Regions from separate parts of the Homo sapiens genome. Here all the other regions are linked to region 4. A link is a contact called in ENCODE Hi-C or POLR2A ChIA-PET data. All regions are on one chromosome and are shown on one strand. The core of a region is the stretch at or near the end of the contact, and the rest is flanking DNA. Distances in the headings are between cores, read along the strand shown. Region 1 holds the start of SOCS2-AS1 (SOCS2 antisense RNA 1). Region 2 holds the start of UBE2N (ubiquitin conjugating enzyme E2 N). Region 3 overlaps FGD6 (FYVE, RhoGEF and PH domain containing 6). Region 4 overlaps PLXNC1 (plexin C1). Region 5 holds the start of NUDT4 (nudix hydrolase 4). Region 6 has its middle 41 kb from the start of MIR492. Region 7 has its middle 72 kb from the start of MIR492.

The links. A loop is a pair of places that touch in the nucleus more often than their neighbours do. ChIA-PET counts read pairs that join two places held with the same protein, here RNA polymerase II (POLR2A). Pooled maps may share reads with other maps.
Region 1: a loop to region 4 is called in a pooled map, with 11 times the contacts of the local background. The contact joins the promoter of SOCS2-AS1 here to the enhancer-like site in region 4. A Hi-C loop is called at or near these places in 1 of 37 single-sample maps with no recorded cell type and 10 of 50 pooled maps. POLR2A ChIA-PET finds 5 or more read pairs at or near these places in 1 of 52 experiments (Panc1).
Region 2: a map of B cell shows a loop between it and region 4 (5-fold over the local background). The contact joins the promoter of UBE2N here to the enhancer-like site in region 4. A Hi-C loop is called at or near these places in 1 of 168 maps with a recorded cell type or tissue (B cell), 1 of 37 single-sample maps with no recorded cell type and 10 of 50 pooled maps.
Region 3: a loop to region 4 is called in a map with no recorded cell type, with 20 times the contacts of the local background. The contact joins two enhancer-like sites. A Hi-C loop is called at or near these places in 2 of 37 single-sample maps with no recorded cell type and 5 of 50 pooled maps.
Region 5: a map of naive thymus-derived CD4-positive, alpha-beta T cell shows a loop between it and region 4 (7-fold over the local background). The contact joins the promoter of NUDT4 here to the enhancer-like site in region 4. A Hi-C loop is called at or near these places in 1 of 168 maps with a recorded cell type or tissue (naive thymus-derived CD4-positive, alpha-beta T cell) and 6 of 50 pooled maps. POLR2A ChIA-PET finds 5 or more read pairs at or near these places in 1 of 52 experiments (GM12878).
Region 6: a map with no recorded cell type shows a loop between it and region 4 (12-fold over the local background). The contact joins two enhancer-like sites. A Hi-C loop is called at or near these places in 3 of 37 single-sample maps with no recorded cell type and 3 of 50 pooled maps. POLR2A ChIA-PET finds 5 or more read pairs at or near these places in 2 of 52 experiments (GM12878 and PC-3).
Region 7: a map with no recorded cell type shows a loop between it and region 4 (4-fold over the local background). The contact joins two enhancer-like sites. A Hi-C loop is called at or near these places in 2 of 37 single-sample maps with no recorded cell type and 5 of 50 pooled maps.

Annotation. Positions count from the first base shown.
Region 1 is chr12:93,569,982-93,572,724 of GRCh38, forward strand. It overlaps SOCS2-AS1 (SOCS2 antisense RNA 1), which reads right to left and starts at 1,417. Exons shown (of 4, transcript NR_038263.1): 1 at 1,284-1,417. SOCS2 (suppressor of cytokine signaling 2) reads left to right here and starts at 2,694. Exons shown (of 2, transcript NM_001270471.2): 1 at 2,694-2,743. RefSeq lists silencers at 461-510, 571-760, 1,131-1,410, 1,771-1,820, 1,831-2,140.
Region 2 is chr12:93,440,508-93,443,207 of GRCh38, forward strand. It overlaps UBE2N (ubiquitin conjugating enzyme E2 N), which reads right to left and starts at 1,440. Exons shown (of 4, transcript NM_003348.4): 1 at 1,348-1,440. The coding sequence starts at 1,377. RefSeq lists silencers at 656-775, 806-945, 1,096-1,305, 1,386-1,845 and an enhancer at 1,338-1,975.
Region 3 is chr12:95,102,019-95,104,718 of GRCh38, forward strand. The region is part of intron 14 of FGD6 (FYVE, RhoGEF and PH domain containing 6); the gene reads right to left. Among named protein-coding and RNA genes, the nearest start is that of NR2C1, 30 kb to the left of the region's middle. Within about 2 kb of position 1,298, at least 4 of the 41 ENCODE cell types and tissues checked have a DNase peak (open chromatin) inside an H3K27ac peak, as active enhancers do.
Region 4 is chr12:94,207,355-94,210,054 of GRCh38, forward strand. PLXNC1 (plexin C1) reads left to right here. Exons shown (of 31, transcript NM_005761.3): 5 at 2,236-2,350. Among named protein-coding and RNA genes, the nearest start is that of PLXNC1-AS1, 32 kb to the left of the region's middle. RefSeq lists enhancers at 375-444, 1,095-1,354. Within about 2 kb of position 1,422, at least 12 of the 41 ENCODE cell types and tissues checked have a DNase peak (open chromatin) inside an H3K27ac peak, as active enhancers do; they include B cell and GM12878, where a contact is called at or near this core.
Region 5 is chr12:93,376,508-93,379,207 of GRCh38, forward strand. NUDT4 (nudix hydrolase 4) reads left to right here and starts at 1,418. Exons shown (of 5, transcript NM_019094.6): 1 at 1,418-1,914. The coding sequence starts at 1,816. It overlaps LOC643339 (a long non-coding RNA gene), which reads right to left and starts at 1,229. Exons shown (of 5, transcript NR_040096.1): 1 at 930-1,229. RefSeq lists an enhancer at 1,014-1,953 and silencers at 1,190-1,529, 1,750-2,049.
Region 6 is chr12:94,873,787-94,876,486 of GRCh38, forward strand. No RefSeq gene overlaps it. Among named protein-coding and RNA genes, the nearest start is that of MIR492, 41 kb to the left of the region's middle. RefSeq lists silencers at 1-138, 149-248. Within about 2 kb of position 1,310, at least 3 of the 41 ENCODE cell types and tissues checked have a DNase peak (open chromatin) inside an H3K27ac peak, as active enhancers do.
Region 7 is chr12:94,761,357-94,764,056 of GRCh38, forward strand. No RefSeq gene overlaps it. Among named protein-coding and RNA genes, the nearest start is that of MIR492, 72 kb to the right of the region's middle. RefSeq lists a silencer at 1,163-1,212 and an enhancer at 1,533-1,592. Within about 2 kb of position 1,400, at least 7 of the 41 ENCODE cell types and tissues checked have a DNase peak (open chromatin) inside an H3K27ac peak, as active enhancers do.

The DNA.
Region 1 (2,743 bases), core at 167-2,666, 640 kb before region 4:
GTCATATTTCGGGGGCGGGTGCGCAGACAAGGAGATGAGTTTCCACTAAGGCCAGGGGGCCTCCAACGGGGTTGGAGGTGAGAATCCCAGGTAGGGTAGAGGTGCCGAGATCCTTCCGAATCCCAGCCCTGGGGCGTCAGCCCTGCAGGGAATGGCAGAGACACTCTCCGGACTGAGGGAACCGAGGCCAGTCACCAAGCCCCTTCCGGGCGCGCAGGTAAGGGCGCCCCCTTAGCAGCCGGCGCAGGTGACCCGGGCGGGCCGCCGGGTCTACCGGAGACGTTGGAGCAGAGGGGAGGAGGAAGGGAGGAGCCGGGTGGGTGCGGGTGACAAGGAGCCGGAGCGCCAGGGGGAGGGGACTAAGGACGGCCGGCGCCGCTTAAGGAGGCGCTGCTCTCCCGCTCGCTGCCTTCCAGGACCTGATCAAGGGGACCGCCTCCGGTCCCCGGCCGTGGGCACCGGGACGAGCACGGCGTCCCCACGCCATCGATGTGTCTTAGAGCCGGAGAGTCTGGTTTCCGAGGACCCACAGTCGCTCCTGCACGCCCACCCCCCGCAAAAGTGCGGCCAGGAGGGTCGCATCGAGGGGGCGCCGCCGGGATGTTTAGAGGAACCCACCCCCGTGGCAGGCCAAGGGCCAAGGATCGCTATCCTTCCCTGAACCCGGGCGCTCAGCTGGCCCGGGTAGGGGGCAGGCTCCGGCCGCCGAAACGGGGTTGGCTGTAGCCGGTGGCCGGGGAGATCTCTAGCTTGCGCCCGAGCACCCCGGGGTGTGGGGCCAGAGGCAGGCCGACCCCGGCGTGCACACCGCCCGCCCTGCACCCGAGCGCTCTCACCCGGTCTTCCCTGAAGCCTGTGTATTGCGACCGAGCCTCTTTAAAGCAGTAGCGGGGCCCGCGGTCACGTGAGGCCGATTCCTGGAAAGTTCCTGGAAAGCCGCCTCCGCAGCAGCCGGGCGGGGCGCGAGCGGAGCGCTGACTGGGGAGGGAGGCGGGGAGCAAGGGAGGCGCGTCGGTCTGGGAAGTCGCGCGCACTCGCTGCTCCTGGGACCGACGTTTAACTCTTGCCAAGTCTCGTCGCAGCCGCCGCGGCTGGCGGGCCTTGGGCTTCCCCTGAAGCATGAGCCCTCTCGCCCGCAGCCACCCTCACCGCGTGGCCCGCGGACAGTGCGCGCCGGGGTCCCGGGTGCACAGCCTCAGGATACCCCGTGCCCGCAGCTCGGGCGCCCGCGGCAGGTACCGGTAGTGGGGGAAGCCCGAAGGCTCCGCCCCGAGGAGAGTTACCGGGGAGGGCGGCGAGGCGCGGCCGCGTGCGCCGGGGAGCGGCGGACGGCCTGGGCTTCCGCAGCTCGGAGCGCCGGGGAAGAGAGAGTCCGAACCGCGGCTCTGCCCCGCGGCCTAGCGTTGCTGCCTGCTTTCTCCAGCCCCTTCTCGGCGTCTGGAAGTGTCTGGAGTTTCTTTTTTTTATTTCCCCTAAACTGCCATTCAAATTAATAATCCTCCTAATAACCTGATCTCCCGCTCCTCCCCACCGGCCTGCCTCCCGCCCTCGCTCCTTCCTCCCTCCCTCCCTCTCTCCTTCCCACCTCCAGGGTCGCAGCCGGAGGGAAACCCGGCAGCAGTCCGAGAGTGGAGGTGTCCCAGCCCGTAGGGGGCGTCGCCGCGCGGTGGGGGATGGGGTCGAGGCAATGATCCTCGAGGCTTTTGTGTGCCCTCTGCGCACGGAACTCCGACCGCCGCCTCCGAGCGCGGGGCTGGTTGCATCCCCGGGCATCTCGTTCCCAAATTAAACGTTAACGGGGGAAACAAGGGCAGACGCCCCTCCTCTCCCGGGCCCCTCCCACCTCCCCTTTTCCCCCCACCCCCCCGCCCCATGTCCGCTGAGGAGGCTGCCTGGTGCGGAGGCGGCGGCGGCGGCCGCGGCCGAGGTCGAGGTAAGAGCGCGGCGTTGGTGGTTTGCATTTTCCGCAGCGCTCGCGACCGCCCGCTCGGCCCCGGCCTCGCCTCGGAGCCCCGCGAGGGCTGCGCGCTCGGGCCGATTCCTCGACAGCGCCCGCGGCGGCGAGAACCACCGCAGCCATCCTGGTCCGGGAGCGACCGCCGCGGCACCCCCAACCCCGCCAGAGCGGGCACCAGGAAGCGGGGGGAGGGGAGCGAGGAGCCTCCCGGGCGGAGATGCGGCAGCTCCCGCACCTCCGCACCCCGGGTTGGTGCCTCGGGGCCCCGCAGCGCTTTAGGGCGGAGAACCAAGTTTGTGTGGGTGCTTCTTCCTGGGGGCCCTCGGGCTGCGCCAGGTGTGAGACCGGAATGCCAATTTGGGGAATCTCTCCTGTTCTTTCCTTTTTAATTTTTTCTACTTGTCCTTGACAAGGGCCTATTCCCACTGGATCTGCAGGTGACTATTTGCTCTTCCTAGGTCGCCAGTCTTTGATTTCAGCTAGTGACCCTGGGCGGGAAGACACCCTGTTCACCCTCCTCCTGACCTCCGCCCCCCACCTCTTCAGCCAACTTTATCTTGGATCTCTGCTCTCTTTATCTTTTCTCTAGAGCTGGGCCAGGGCGCTAACTGGAAGCTTGGGGTTAAATGGTGCAGGAACGTAGAGGCGGAGGAGTCCCTGGGATTTTCCACGTCTATTTCCCCACCCCCACCCCAGCCGCAGGGGTCCAGTTTGGACTGACCCAACCTCCCGCTTTCTCTTTGTAGGCGATCAGTGGGTGACCGCGGCTGCGAGGGACTTTGTCAT
Region 2 (2,700 bases), core at 190-2,689, 770 kb before region 4:
CATCTCAGATATATTTAAATGCAATTGGATGAAGCAGTATACAGTACATCATCCTCGAAGCCTAACAGGTCTTCCACTTAGTATGCATCTCCCCACAGATTTCACAAGAATGAGCAAGATTAACATACACGTTCACCAGGTTATATCAAGCAAAATGATGCTGCAATTGAGTCACTTTAACTGGCGCATTTAGTCACATAAATGTGCAACTAATTTCCTTCATAAAAACCGACACAAAAATTTAAGGTTTAGTTGTTGTGATGACAAGGAATATCTCACGTCTGAAGACTTGTCGATATTTCCTTAAGACTTTACAAAATCAAAGAATCGAAAATGTCATGGTTCCATACATACTTGTCAAAACACAGTATTCATAAACAGCCAATTAATAATTAAAACGCACAAAATTGAGGGGCAAAAGATTTCACGAGATCCCCCACAGAGGCCAAGGTAGGAAGATCTCTGAAGCCAGGAGTTTTGGAAGCCGCCTGGGCACTATAGCGAGGCCTCATATCTACGAAAAAGAGAGGAGAGGAGAGAAGAGGAGAGAGAAAGAGAATCCCCCATAACTGCGGCCCTCCCCCAGCCTTGTGTTAAAACTATTTCCTCGGAACAGCTCTGAAAGAGTTTGCCAACCAGAGTAAAATCACTTCGCAGAGATAAACGAGCGGAAACGTATTCAGAAGAGAGAGATCGCGGAAGCAAGGGCAGCGGGGCGCGGGGCCCCCACGTCCCGGGACCCAGGCAGCCGCGGCAACCAGGGGCGAGCATGTGCTGACCGCGGCAGGACGCGCGGGCCTCCCAGAGCCACTTCCCGGGGCGCAGGGCCCCGCCCGGCCTGACCCTCCCGGTTCATTCATTCTGCACCCGCGGTTGCCGCACCTCCGCGGCCCCGTCGGGGCGGAGAAGAGGGGCTTGGCTGCCGAGGGACCTTGTCGGGCCACAATCCCCACCAGGCGCCCGAGCCCCGCCGCGATTCCCGCGCGCCCGCGGCCTCCGGCGGGGGGGTGGTCTCAGAAGCTATGGAGGCCCGCGCCCAAGCCCAGAGACCCCCAGCCTTGCCGCCCCACCCTCCGCCGGGGCGTGGGACAGCACTCCCTGGCCCGCCGGGCAGCCGCCTGGAAGCCCCGGGTCCCCGCTGTCCGGCTGCCCCGCCGCGGCCGGAAGTCTCCCCGGCGCCCCCTCCTCAGCACCCGACTTCCCTCGCCGCCGCGGCCAACCCCTCTCCGCGCCGCCTCGGGCCTCCCAGAGCGGGCCGCGGGCCGAAGGAGGCGAGAGGCCGCGCTGCCTGCCCAGCTGAGCCGACGAGAGCAGAGCGAAGAGCTGGAGGCCGGCCTGGGCGGTTACCTTGATGATCCTGCGGGGCAGCCCGGCCATCTTGTCAGAACCCGAGTTCGGCCTCTGGTCTCGTCTCCGGCTCCTCTCGCCTCACGCACGAGTGGAAGTCCCGGGCTCCACTTCCGGGGGACGTTGCCGCGCCCGTCGCCGCAGCCGCCGCCGAGGCCCCTCGGGAAATGTAGTCCCTGCTCGGGCGCGGGCTCGGGCACGGGCGGGCTTCCCTCCGACCTGGCCCCCTCCCCCGTGCGCCCCGCCCCAACCGCTGCCGGGGATGGCGGAAGTGACGCTCTGTTGCGGGGCAGGGACTTGGGACAGGCCGCGAGGGGAGGCGCGGGGCTCTGGCGCTCGTGGCCGAGCCTGCCCGCGACGGTGGTACGGCACGACCCGCGCGCGACTGCGCGCGCGTCTCTCTTAACCGTGGCCACGCCCGCGCCGGTGGACGACGTAACAGAGGCCTGGCCTACGACGTATCCCATTCATTCATTCACGCGTTCGTTCTTTCAGCTCACGCGTTCGTTCTTTCAGCTCAGCCTGCATTGCGCGCGTTCCCTGCTGGCTCTGCAGTGAACGACTGAGGTGGGGCTCATCGTCTTGCTCCTTCCTCAAAGGGAGGGCAAGACCGAAACTCGGTGGCAAAGCTCTGACTGGGGGTCTCTCCAGTTACTCACACGCTGTTGGGGGAGTTTTGATGTTTAAATTGTATAAATCGGACCTCTGACACGCCCCTAGGCCCAGGGTAGGCTGAAGGAAAAGGGTTTGGAGCGAGTTGGAGGCGGGAAGAATGGTTCTGAACGCCTAGACCTAAAGGTTGAGACTCAGAATTGTTAACAGGACGAATGACCAAGGAGAGGTTTAAAGAACCCAGAGTAATCCGTAAAGCAGAGATTACCTATAGAGTGCGAGGTCCTATGAGAGAATTAGAGTGGGGGTGCCCGAAAATTGAATTGTTGGGGAAGCGTTTTATCCTGATGACGGATGGTTTGCTGTGTGATGGACTGTTTGCAAGCACTTTACTTCATCTTCACAGCAATCGTGAGGAGGTGTTGTTTCCATTTTACAAATGAGGCTTAGATAGTTAACCTTTTCCAAGGAGCTGTTTTGTCCCCAGGCAGATCCGCCAAGACCTGGCCCTTAACTACTTAACCACAGTGTTTCCTAGCACACTAACAGACAGTAGATGGTGAATAAATGAAGACAAGACTGACCGTGCCTTCCAGGAACTTAGATTCCAATGGAGAAGAGAGACCAGTAAACAATTAGTTACAATCCAATGTGTTAAGGGCTGTCTGTAATACAGGTTCCTCCAAGGTGCTATTTTAGCAGAGAGGCATTAACTGCTTGAGAACTCAGGGAAGCCTTCTT
Region 3 (2,700 bases), core at 48-2,547, 890 kb after region 4:
CAAAAACGAAAAAAGGGCTGAACACAATCCTGCCTGTAGCACTTTGGGAGGCTGAGTGGGGGTGGATCACCTGAGGTCAGGAGTTCAAGACCAGCCTGGCCAATATGGTGAAAGGTCATCTCTATCTTAAAATTAAAAAAGATGGCCAGACGTGGTGACTCACGCCTGTAATCCCAGCACTTTGGGAGGGTGAGGTGGGTGGATCACTTGAGGTCAGGAGTTTAAGACCAGCCTGGGCAACATGGTGAAACCCTGTCTCTACTAAAAATTAAAAACTTAGCTGGGCATGGTGGCGCATGCCTGTAGTCCCAGCTTCTTGGGAGGCTGAGGCACAAGGATCGCTTGAAGCCGGGAGGCGGGGGCTGCAGTCAGCCGAGATCGTGCCACTGCACTCCAGCCTGGGTGACAGAGCGAGACCCTTTCTCAAAAAAAAAAAAAAAAAAAAAAAACACAACAACAATAAAGGAAAAGAAAAGAAAAAGTCACAATGCTAAGTGATTGAGAGTTTACCTGCACTCTCTAAATATTGGTATCTGGTGGATGCTTCAGGTACCCCCAAGAAATTTGCTTGTTCTGACTGCTAGCTGCGAAGCATTTGACAAACCCTAGACACAGGTATTTGTCTTCTCCTGTCATCCTGTATGTCAGGCAGCAGTAGCCATTGCATTTCAGAGGAGTAGCACACCCCAGGATGACTCTTGTGGTCCTCTGATTTTGGGAAGTCAGACATTTGGTTTGAGTCCTTGACATTCATGGACGTAAGCAAAATTATAAAGGTTGTCAGAAACACCTAGGTTCAAATCACAGCTCCACTGCTTACTACTCGTGTAACCTTAGATGTGTTATTGAACCTCTCTGAGCCTCCATTTTTCTAATCTGGAAGATCAAGATAATATCCACCCCACAAAGTTATCATAGAACTTAAAAGAGAAAATAAATATAAAACGAAACATGAGCACTGTGACTGATGCAGAGTAATAAATGATTCTGGCCACTACTCCACCTGCTCCTAAGATCCTAGTTGATTTCAGTGGTATGGACAATTGGAAACAGACTGCCTGGTTTCAAATCCTGGCTCTGCTAGTATAGCTGAGTGGCTTTTCTCAGCATAGAATGGGTATAATAACGACAACTTGCCTTACAGGTTGCTGTGAAGATGAAACGAAGTACTACACATAAAGTCTTTATGATGGTGCCTGGCATACAGTAAGTGTTACAAAAGCGTTTGCTTCTATTTTTATTAGATCAAAGGTTAGGTCTGAGAAGACAGTGTCTCATTATTTAGATTGTGCAGTGGAGCATGCTATGACTATTGGCATCTCTCCCTTCACCAGTCAAACCTTCCCAAATACCCACTTCCGCCACTCAGTCAGTAACTCAGTAATGTATTTTTATGAGTCATAGAGTTTCAGGTTTCCTCAGCACTTGAATTACATTATGGCAACATATTAAGTCACTGCAGGTTCCGGTCTGGGGCAAGGTGGTATCATAAATAATAATGGATTTCTTTTCCCGCCCTCCCTCCATTCTTTCTGAGATGGAGTCTTGCTCTATCACCCAGGCTGGAGTGCAGTGGAGTGATCTCGGTTCACTGCAACCTCCACCACCCAGGTTCAAGTGATTCTCCTGCCTCAGCCTCCCAAGTAGCTGGGATCATAGGCACATGCCACCATGTCTGGCTAATTTTTTTGTATTTTTAGTAGAGATGGGGTTTCACCATGTTGGCCAGGCTGGTCTCAAACTCCTGACCTCAGGTGATCCACCCGCCTTGGCCTCCCAAAGTGCTTGATTACAGGCGTAAGCTACTGCACCCAGCCCATAACAATGGACTTAAAAGCAAAAGACTTCGATTTGCATCCTGGCTGTGTCAAATATGTATCCGTAAGACAGCAACTCCATTTTTCTGTAATTTAGTTTCCTAATTTTTAGAAGGAGATTACACCTACCTCATAGGTTTGTTAGAACCTTTAAGTGACACCTACAAATTTCCTAATAACCTATAAAGCACTAGTTGTTCTTAAAAACAATTTGAAATAGCCACTTAAAAAATGATCAGCAAAGCACTTTCACCATTGTTATTCTATTCAGAAGAACATTTTAATCTCTGTGCTTCTAGCATACTGTTGCCTCTGCTCTCAGCCACTTCCTTGCATGGTAAATCAAGAGTAAAACTGCACGGTATTGGGAAAGAAGAAAAAGAAGAACAAAAAGTCAGTAGCTAACCTAAGTGCAAAAAGTGTTGGCAATATCTTTCCCTGTTATACTCACAAAAATCTATGTTTATGTATTCTTAAAAATAGGCCGGCACAGTGACTCACACCTGTAATCTCAGCACTTTGGGAAGCTAAGGTGGGAAGATTGCATGAGCTCAGGAGTTCAAGATCAGCCTGGGGAACATATGGAGACCCCATCTCTAAAAAAAAAATTTTTTTTTTTGAGACAGAATCTCTCTCTGTCACCTAGGCTGGAGTGCAGTGGTGGGATCTTCGCTCACTGCAACCTCCGCCTCCTGGGTTCAAGCAATTCTCCTGCCTCAGCCTCCTGAGTAGCTGGGACTACAGGTGCCTGCCACCATACTTGGCTAATTTTTGTATTGTTAGTAGAGATGGGGTTTAATCATGTTCATGTTAGCTAGGCTGGTCTCAAACTCCTGACCTCAAGTGATCTGCCCAGCTCAGCCTCCCGAAGTCCTGGTATTAC
Region 4 (2,700 bases), core at 172-2,671:
AAAAAGTAAAATGGAAACCTCACCCCCAATTTGTCCCCAGATTTAAACTTTTTGCTTGTTTTAAAAATAGTCTCTTTGGCATGAGGAGGAGTCAGACATGAATTAAAACTCTAGAAAGAAAAATCAGCAACAGAAAAGACCTATAGAGATTTCATATTTCATCCTTTCATTCAAAAATATTTATTGAAACCCTAGTATTTGCATATCATGCTGCCAGACACTGAGGGATTTGCTAAAGAAATATTAAAGACCTTCTCCCTTCTTTGAGGAGCTTAGAGCTTACTTGGGGAGAACTGAGATAGACTTATGAAATAGTTAAGTTGTAATTCGAGGCAGCATATGATTAAATACCGAAATATGTACTTCTGACAAGAAATGCTATAGGAGTTCAGAAAAGGGAGTGATAACTCAGTGGCACTACTGTTTTCTGCCTACAAATTGGCAAATTGTAGCACTATTTGTATGAAATATTTTACACTTGTTTTTTTGGCAGCCTTAGGCTTTGACTCCCAGGCAGCATTAAGAGCCAACAAAAATATTTGTACTCCAGTCTCTTCGGAATTGGCTTATTTTTTTTTTTCTTATAGGCAGAGGAAGTGCCTTACACAAACCGGAGTGCCCATGAGAGGCAGGGAGTTTTTGACAGTCATGATCTATTTCAGATACAACCGAAAGAACCAGCTTCGTCATTCTGTTTTTCAATCCAGCAGTGCTTGTCTCTCCGTTGCAAACTCTCTCTGACATTGACAGGCGGTTTAATTTGAACTTAATGTCTTTGACGGATGAGCTAGCCATCAAGGGTCAGATAAATTTATGGCTTTGGAGAATTGCCGATGAAAATCCCCATGGTTATAATGTTGGAGAAGAAACTGACACAGATGTAGTGGGAGGTGGAACACAGATGTGCTTATTGGGAGCAGGGTTCCCCAAATGTCAGAAGCCGGTGACATGCTAAAGGTATTGTGCTTGGGGATGACGTTTAGTGAAACTCACTGACTTCCTGTTCTATTTTTGCCATATTCAAATTAACACAGAGCTCAAAGATGAAGCCATGAGGCCTAAATTCTTAAGAATTGAAAGAGAGAGAGAGTAGAGAAAGGAGAAAAAATAAAACCTTTAGGAAGCCAAATACACTGTTTGGGCCCATCCATTCCTCATTCCGCTCGGATCCCCTCCGGGACTCCCCGTAGCTGAATGTGGTCATCATTTGGTTGCTTTTCAATCTCATGATTCATGTGTTTTCAGTTTCTTTTAAAAATTCACCATCACTGGTTTACCACCCCTGCATTTTAATCTTCAGCCTTGAGGAGGTGTAGTACTAGAAATATTTCGTTCTTTCCTTGATGCTATTCAATGGAATATCTGTGGAGTCCAACACCCTTTGGCGATAACGTGCTGTTGGTATTTGTTCTTCTTGCCAGGTTGGTGCCCCGTCTGGTGAGGCAAGGGTTCCCAAGTTAGTGTGACCTAGAGTGACTGACACATCAAGCAAGCCAGTGATCTCACCACTCAGCTTCTGAGCATCTCTTTATCAAAGTAGTTGGCCCTGGCCACAGCTTAAGACTTATCTGGGTCAGCCTCTGAGCTGGCTGACTTGGGAAAATGGCCCTGGAAAAATGTTTCACCTATATCTTTTGATATAATTTGGTATCTGTCTAAATAAATGGTATGTAGCAGATGGTTATGGAATGTCTTATCAAATTCTTAGGCAGACTCTGCCCTTGAAATTTTTCTATTTAATTATCATACTGCAAAGCACAAAATAGTAACTTTGTTATTATTTTTAAACAAAATCAAGTTACACAATAGGTTGATATTCTGAGAATGAATAGCAAACCTAAAATTTATACAATATGTGAACTCTTCCTTGAGCTGTTCTTTGCTAGGCATTTCTAAAAGGGAGCTCCCTATTTCAGAATCCATGGGAGGATGTGTTTCAGATATATTTGGCGATGTCATCTTGAGAGATGGCTCAGGAGTCGAAGTTCACCATGTTGTCTACATTTGTTCTTTGCTCCTAGACATGATGGAAAAAAATGCTCTGCTGTTTTCTTGTTGCTTTTCATGGTTTTAGCATCATGTTCCTATTCTCGCTCAAATCAATAATCCACTGTACAAGGTCTGGCATTTTGTACTGAAGCCAAGTATAAGAAAGTTTTAACTAATGCACGTATGGGGTCGCTGTTTTAACTAACACACGTATGGGGTCGCTGTTTTGTTGCCTCGTTTTTTTAGGTGCACTTTTCAAGGAGATTGTGTACATTCAGAGAACTTAGAAAACTGGCTGGATATTTCGTCTGGAGCAAAAAAGTGCCCTAAAATTCAGATAATTCGAAGCAGTAAAGAAAAGGTAAGAGGAAAGATTTTAATTTGTCCTCGTTGTATTGTCTCATTTTGCACAGCGGATGCTAAATTTCTTCTGTGTGTAAAATATCCATTAGCAATCAAACATGCTTAGTGATAGCACTCCATTCATTTAGCACTCATTAACGAATATTGAGTGCCCACCAGATGCCATCCACTCTGCAAGGTGCTGGGGATACAGCGGTAACCAAGTCACATCATGGGCCTGCTCTCATGGAGTTTGTCGTCTTGTGGAGCTGAAGATGACCCTCAATGGTTGAACTGGAAGAAAAGTTGGACTTCTAATGTTGTAGAAATACATATTGCTTTTGAAAATAAAGAAAAAAGAGGTTCAGA
Region 5 (2,700 bases), core at 168-2,667, 830 kb before region 4:
GCTCTCCAGTGGTCCCCAGCCTCTCAGTCAGGCCTCACAGGCCCCTCTGCCAGAGGCGGAACCAGCTTGCCTCCGCTCTGCAGCCACACTGGCCTTTTCTTTCATTTCTGAGAACTCTCCTCACTCCCTCCCACTTTGGGCTCTGCAGAAATCCCAGTTCCCTTTGCCTTGAAAGCTCTTGGTCAATTTAGCTCCTCCTCCTTCAGCCCTCAGCTCCTGCCTTGCTGCCCCAATAATCTTTTTCTGACTGCAGATCTGGTCAAATCTTTGTCTGAAACCTTAGAGCCCATTACATTTGTAGTTTTACGTGTACACGTGTGATCATTTAATATTTGACGGTGTGCTCTCAGGTGCCTACGCTCCTGGAGAGGCAGGGGCTGACTGGTTTTGTTAGATGCCAGTGCCTGACACACAATAGGCCCTCAAGGGGTGAAAAACCAACCAACCAAGTCAGGACCCAAGCAACCTGGGCCTCTGTGGAAGGGCAGAATGGCCTGAGTTTGGGTTTCTCGAGCTACCTTAAGATCAGGCCTCCTGGCTCCTATCTTAGCCCTTCTAACACTCTGAAGTGTAGAGGTTGTTTGTTCCAAGTCCCCAAGGTACTGTAAGCTCCCAGATAGCAGAAATCCCATTATATTTTAGTGCTGTGGCCCCAGCATCCAGCTGCGCTGTTACTTAGCATGAGATCCACATGAAAACCATTTCGCAACTATTAGCCATTGCCAGTATTAATACTTTCCGGAAGGTGGCACAAAGTGGGGGATGTTATAGACAGCTTCAAAGAAACGTTTAAGCTAGAGTTGACTCTTTAAATAATACAAGCCATCCCCAACCAAAGATTAAAAATTTAAATACAAAAAAAAAAAAAGGAAATTTGCCTACCCCCCATTTGTGAAAACAAAGAAAAAAAAAACAGTTAACGTCTTAACTTTTCTAGGCCTTCACTCTCGCCTCTCCCCGCGCTACAAGGGCGAATTCTGGACGTATCTACACAGTCACCGCGGAGTCTGCAATCGCCGCGACGTCCCCTGGCATTTCTTGGCCAGGCTGCAACTTTGGTGACGGTGTATGTAGTTACATCCCCTGTAGTGCAGCTGGTATTTAGGGTCCTCATTGGCAAAGTTGAGGGTATAAGCAGGGAGGGAGGGGACCTTGGCTTCTTTCCATTCACTGGCATGTTTTCGGGGCACGGTCATCCCACGCTGGGCTCCAGCGCCAGTCCCAAGGCCTCGCCGAACTCCAGCCCGGGAGTGCGCGCGGCCCCGCCCACCGGGCGGCCGAGGTCCCGCCCCTACCTCCCCCGCCACACCTACCCACCCACCCCATTGCAATGGTCTCTGCACGCAGGCGCAGTGGCGCGCGGGGGAGGCGGGGCGCATGTGGGCTTCATTTAAACAGAGCAGAGGGGGCGGCGCGCGGTCGCCGCGGTGCTGCTGCTCAGTGGGAGCGGGTCTTCGCAACTGTCTCCGCGTGGCGCGCGCCTCTAGCCGCCCTTCCCCTGGCGGCTACGGCCGGAGGGAGCGGAGGCGAGCGGGAGTCGGGCTCCATGGAGAGCGGCGGACAACTGGGCAGAGGCGGAGCTTTCATCTCGGCACCCTGGTTCCAGTGACCCGCGCTAGCGTCCCGTCCCGCCCGCGTCGGAGCGGCCGCCGGCCCCGGGACTGACCGGCCTCGCCGCACCTCCCGCACCGACTAGCGCTCCCGGGCGCTCCTGCGCCCGACTCGCCCTCGCCCCCACTCCCCGGCGGGGTGGCGGCGGCCGGGCCCCCACGGCGGCGGCCGGAGCAGCAGCAGCAGCAGCAGGAGCCCGCCTCTATGATGAAGTTCAAGCCCAACCAGACGCGGACCTACGACCGCGAGGGCTTCAAGAAGCGGGCGGCGTGCCTGTGCTTCCGGAGCGAGCAGGAGGACGAGGTAGGGCGCCCGGCGCCGCACGCTGCCCTCCGGGGCGCCGGGGTCTAGGGCCCGGGTGCTTCCCCTCGCTCCCCGCCCCTGCGCAGGCTGCGGGGCTGGGAGGGATTAGCCCCCTTCCTCCCTCCCTCCTTTCCTCCCTCACTCCTTTCCTCCCTCACTTCTTCCTTCCTTTCTCTGGGCTGATAGATGAGACAAAGGGGGCTCGCCCAGCCCCAGTTTCTCCATCTGGGCACTCGAGAAGGCGCCTGGTCCCCGGGAAGGTCCCGGGCCGCGTAAGTCTCGCCTAGCGGGAGTCACCATCTTAACGTGCGAATTGAGTTGAAAGCCGGATAAACCTCGAGTGCTCAGCGAGAGGAGGGTGGAAATGGCGTGAGTGTTGCAGCAGAGCCCTTGTGCCTCTTTTACATATTTTCCTTCCATGTTACAGCCGTTTGCGGTCTCGGATTCGATCTAAGCATGTTTGTGGAGTAACAGACAGTCCTCGTGCTTGGAATTGAGTCTAGTCTTGGCAATTCTTGTGGGTCCATGAACCCGCAAGCTGTTGGCATAATTATGCCTCATTTTTAAAACGGCCTTCCCTTCTTAAAGTTTTCTGACTGCAGAAAAATGGTTAGTGAAAAATGTGGAATAATGCCAAAAGGGAGACGATGGACTAGAGATGGGCAAAGCTGCCATTTTCAGACAGTAATCTCCAGCTCTCAGCTTATGTATAAAGGGTTCTTTGCTGTCTGGCTTGACATCTGGAAAGGAGTAGCCTTTCTCGTTCTCAGAGCAGTCGTTCTTGGA
Region 6 (2,700 bases), core at 60-2,559, 670 kb after region 4:
CGGGGCGGGGTAGCGCTGGCCGCGGGGTCCCCGGGGCTCTCCCGGGCTGCGGCGGAGGCGCGGAGCCGGCCAAGGGCGCACTGAGCTCGCGGAGCTCCGGGGCCCCGGGGCCTTTCTGCCGCCGTCGCAGCGTCCCCGCCTCCTCGGGCCGCTTCGCCCCTCTCCTCTTCCTCGAGTTCTGGCCCCACCAGGAGCGGAGCGAGTCTCCGATGCCTGCCCCGCGGCCCCCAGAACTGAGCTGGAGAAGCTTTGGGGTGAAAGCTGGGCCCACCCTACAGGGACCCCAAGTTTGCGGAGCAAGAGTGGATTGGCGGAGAGCGCAGATGGCAATTCTCACCCGCCTTAAAAGTACCACCTTAAAATTCTCCCCATGGGATGGGAAGGTGGCCCGCTAATGTCCGTTCCTACTCTTCGTTTTCTTTTTAATTTTTCAGACAGGGTCTCGCTCTGTCCCCCAGGCTGAGCGCAGGGGCGCGATTTCGGCTCACTGCAGCCTTGCGATTCTCCCAGGCTCAAGCGATCCTCCCGCCTCAGCCTTCCCAGTAGCTGGGACCACAGGCGAGTGCTCCACTACGCCCGGCTAATTTTTGTATTTTTATTCTTTTGTAGAGACTGGTGTCTCGCCATTTTGCCCAGGCTGGTCTCGAACTCCTGGCCTCAAGCGACCCTCCAGCCTCGGCCTCCCAAAGTGCTGGGATGAGAGGTGTGAGCCAGTGCGTCGGCCCTTTACCATTCTTTAGATTCTGCGATTGTTTTTTGAAAGTCCTGAGCATTCATAAAGCTTTCCGAGGAGGGGTGGGAAGAGAGTTAAGAGCGGTAAACAGCAGATCCACCCGGGGCTGGAGGAAACACCGTGGAACAGAGACCGTCTGGTCTCATTCAGGTGAAGGAGCTCGGCAGGGGAAGAGGTCAGCATCCCCATTCCAGCGAAACCCACGGGTTTTCCTAGCAGTCCCCTGTGTGCACAGCTTTCTCTTCACAATCGACCTCCACCCCAACTTTTCCAAACAACACGGGAGCCCATCCCCAAATGCTAATGCTTCTGCGGGAAAAAAATGAGAAGGGGGAAAAATGTATTCCCCAGATCATGAAAACGCTGCACACCCTTGAGCTCAGAATGCAGGATCTAAATCCGCAAGAACAGGATGGAATGATGTGGGAAGGTCTTCCAGGAAGAAATCTGATTTTATTCTGCTTCGACTGCTGAACAAAGTAAATCAAATAGCACGGAACTCAAGGCAGCCTGAATTTTGTGTAGAAAAAAATATCTCTTGTTTGTCAGAGGATCCTTTGAAAAGCATCCAAGGACGCTTGTGTTTCCAAAGCGGCTGTGACAGGTATGCAGGCAGACAGCAGTGGGAATGCAAAGGCTTGTGCCGGGTAAACACTTCTCATGAGTGTTTCAGCTTTGGCATTGCCTTTATGCCAGTTATTCTGGCAGATCACCACTGCCAAAGAAATACCTTTATAATTTTCTAACATTGATTGTCAGCAGCACTATAGAGACCGTAATATTACACGAAGTACCTTAATGATCTAATGAATAAAAACATTTTGTCTGGATTTCTCTTTGGTGCCTATCAGCACAGATAGGGGGAGGAGTGACTGATGTGTGAGGGGGAAATGTAAGAAACGACAATTAATGACACTTGCTATGTCCCTTTTTTACTTTATCTTATGATCTGTATGCAGTGGGTTTTTTCCTCCCTGGATATATAATCTCTTCTGATTGAGCTTTTATGTTTTTGCCTTTCTTTGGGAAAATAACAATGTTAGTAAGTGTACTTCTGAGCCATACCTGTCTTATCATTTCAATCCACACAACTCTATGAAGTACGTACTGGGATATTATGGTTTTTTTAGAGGGAGATACTCGAGCTCAGAGAGGGCAGGTCATTTGCCCGAGATCATACAGCTTGTTAGTGGCACAGCCTGGATTTCAACTCAGGCAGTCTGACACGAGGACCCTCTCACTTAATGCCCATGCAATACTGCCCTCCTCTGCTTCATAGAAAAGGTGCAACTGTGTAAAGGTGTTCCTGGAAGTAAAAACGTGAGCTTTTGTCATAGATTAGTCACTTGACATCTCAGAGCCTTAGCTTCCTCATCAGTAAAATGACAACTTGGACTAAATAGATGCATTAAAGGCCTAGCCAGAAGTAAAGTTCAAGATTTAGAGTATTACTATGTGAGTATTAGAGTATCAGTATTCTTGCTCAGCATTGTAAGAAATCTTAACCTGGAGATACAGTGTTAGCCACTTCATTGGTTTGTGTGATCTCACCACAGCGCCTTGTTTTAACACTACTTGTGCTGCTTTCTACAACATTACCTCTTCCTGCTCCTTCTAATTAATACTCTTTGCTTTGCAAATGTGATATCTAATCAATTTAATGTTCTTTTTTTTTTTTTCTTTTCTTTGAGACGGAGTCTTGCTCTGTCGTGCCCAGTCTGGAGTGCAGTGGCGCGATCTCGGCTCACTGCTACTTCTGCCTCCTGGGTTTGAGCAATTCTCCCACTTCAGTCTCCCAAGTAGCTGGGACTACAGGCACCCACCACCACACCCAGCTAATTTTTTATATTTTTAGTAGAGGCAGGATTTTACCATATTGGCCAGGCTGGTCTTGAACTTCCAACGTCAGGTGATCCACCTACCTCGGCCTCCCAAAGTGTTGGAATTACAGACGTGAGCCACCGAGC
Region 7 (2,700 bases), core at 150-2,649, 550 kb after region 4:
TATAAATCGAAAAAGTGTCTCTAATTCTCTTTAAAATACTCCAGCACAAACAGTATGGTATATAGGTGTATGAGTCTTAATTTATACTCTAGGGGCAGTTGCTTAGCATTTGAAAGACTTTAACAAAAAATTGGTATTTCCAAAAAAATTGGCTATTATAAGGCTTCGGCTGCCTTTATCTTTAATAAACATCAGACGGTTTGTTAATAAGCATAGTGGATATTAGAAATTATTTTGGATGAAAATAGGTGTTCAAAATACAGTTATGCACTGCTTAACTACGTTTCAGTCAATGGACTGTGTAGAAACAATGGTGGCTCCTTAAGATTATAATGGAGCTGACAAATTCCCATCCTCCTCTAGTGACTCACAGCCGTCATAATGCTGCAGCGTAATACATTACTCATGTGTTTGTGGTGTTGCTGGTGGAAACCAACCTACTACTCTTCCATTTGTGTAAAGTGTAGCACATACAGCTATGTACAGTACATAATACCTGATAATAAAACAACTATGTTACCAGTGTATGTATTTACTATGCTATACTTTTTATTGTTATTTTAGAGTGTACTCCTTCTACTTATGAAAAAAAGAGGTTAACTGTAAAACAGCTTCAGGCAGGTCCTTCAGGAGATATTCCAGAAGAAGGCATTGTTATCATAGGAAATGACAGCTTCAAATGTGTTATTGCCCCTGAAGACCTCCCAGTGGGACAAGACGTGGAGGTGGAAGACAGTGAAACTGATGATCCTGACCCCGTGTAGGCCAAGGCTAATGTGTGTGTTCGTGTCTTAGTTTATAACAAAAAATTGAAACAGTAAAAATATAAATAATAGAAAAAAGCTTACAGAATAAGGATATAAAGAAACTATTTTTTGTATAGCTATCCAATATATTTGTGTCCTAAGTGTTATTATGAACGTGTCAAAAGTTTCTTAAAATTTATTTTTAAAGTTACAGTAAGTTAAGGTTTATTATTAAAGAAAAAATTTTAAATGAATATAGTGTAGTCTTAGTATACAGCGTTTAAAGTTTACACTTGTGTGAGTGGTCACATTCACTTACCACTCACTGATTCACCCAGGGCAACTTCCAGTCCTATAAACTCCCTTCATGGTAAATGCCCTATACAGGTGTGCCATTTTTAATCTTTTATAACCCACTGTGTTTTTACTGTACCTTTTCTGTTTAGATATGTGTAAATACACAAATACCACCATGTTACAACTGCCTATTCAGTATGGTAACACTTTGTATTGGTTTTTAGCCTAGGAGCAACAGGCTACAGCATATAGTGTAGGTGTGTAGTAGGCTATGCCATCTAGGTTTGTATAAGTACACTATGATGTTTACACAATGACAAAATTGACTAACGATACATTTCTCAGACCATATCCCTGTTGTTAAGCAATGCACGACAGTGCAGTAAGGGCTCACTTCATGTCATCAACAGGAAACTGCAACTTTCAGTGAAACAACATATAGTGAAACTGATTTTGCCACAGGCTAATTGAGATCAACAAGAGCTAAGTTCTTATGGCATATTTCTGATCACAAAAAAAATCACAAAACTTCTAAATAAAAACCAAAACATTTATAATATTAAACACTGAAATACATGTGAGCTATACATACATTTAAGTAAGGTTAATAAACACAAGGAAGATAATTATTTGCCCAGTTATTCCTGTTTCAGGGTCAAGGGTAGCTGGAGCCTGTCCCGGCAGCTGAGGCTGCAACATTGGGACCCATCCTGGACAGGATACATCCCCTAGCAGGGTGCACTCAGACCCACACCCCCACCACACACACCCCTGCCACACACACACACACACACACGCTCTCTCTCTCTCACTCAGGCTGGGACCACATGCCAGTTAACCAAACATGTACATCTCTGCGATGTAGGAGGAAATTGGGAGACCTGGAGAAAACCCATGCAGATGTGGGAGGATGTGCAAACTCCACACAGACAGGGGCCCCAGCCAGGAACAGACTTTCTCATCAAGGTGATCATGAAATGACACCGATTGAAATGACATCATTTGAGGACTTGCTGTATATGGATCAGCTGGAAATGCTGTACAGGCCACTCCGCCTTCTTATGACCAGGGTGTGAGAATTCAGCAACGCCAGCAGCCTCCATCCCTCCAGTCTTACGTTATGGAGGATTCTGTGGCCTGCGTGACTCTAAGTAAAGTTAGCTCAATGCTATGGCTACAACACTGCTGCTGCACAGGCCACAGGAGAGCCTTTCATGCAAGGTGTTTGTCTAAGCGGCTGAAAGCTGGGAGCTTGGGCCTCTCCAGCGCAGTTTACAGCACAGGCTGTGTGCCTGCTTGGTCATGCATGTTTGTCCCCGTAGCAGGATTGGTTTGAGAACTGCTCTTGCTTTCTCCTTTCACCCTTACAGAGGTTGTGGAGTAGAGATCTGTCATCACTGGAGGCTCCTGGTATCAACCATACATAACCTATTAGCTGTGAACCACTAAACTGGCTTAGGTCAGTTTACCACAAAGGCTGTGTATGCCTGAACTTCAGCAGTGATTATCTACAGATGGTGGGATTATACAATTCCAACCCCCACCCCCCAACTCCCTTTGTGCTTATCTGTTTTCTAATTCTTCCTATAATATGTATGTATTTGTACAAGGTGGGTGGGTCACTTGAGGTCAGGAGTTCAAAACCAGTCTGGCCAAC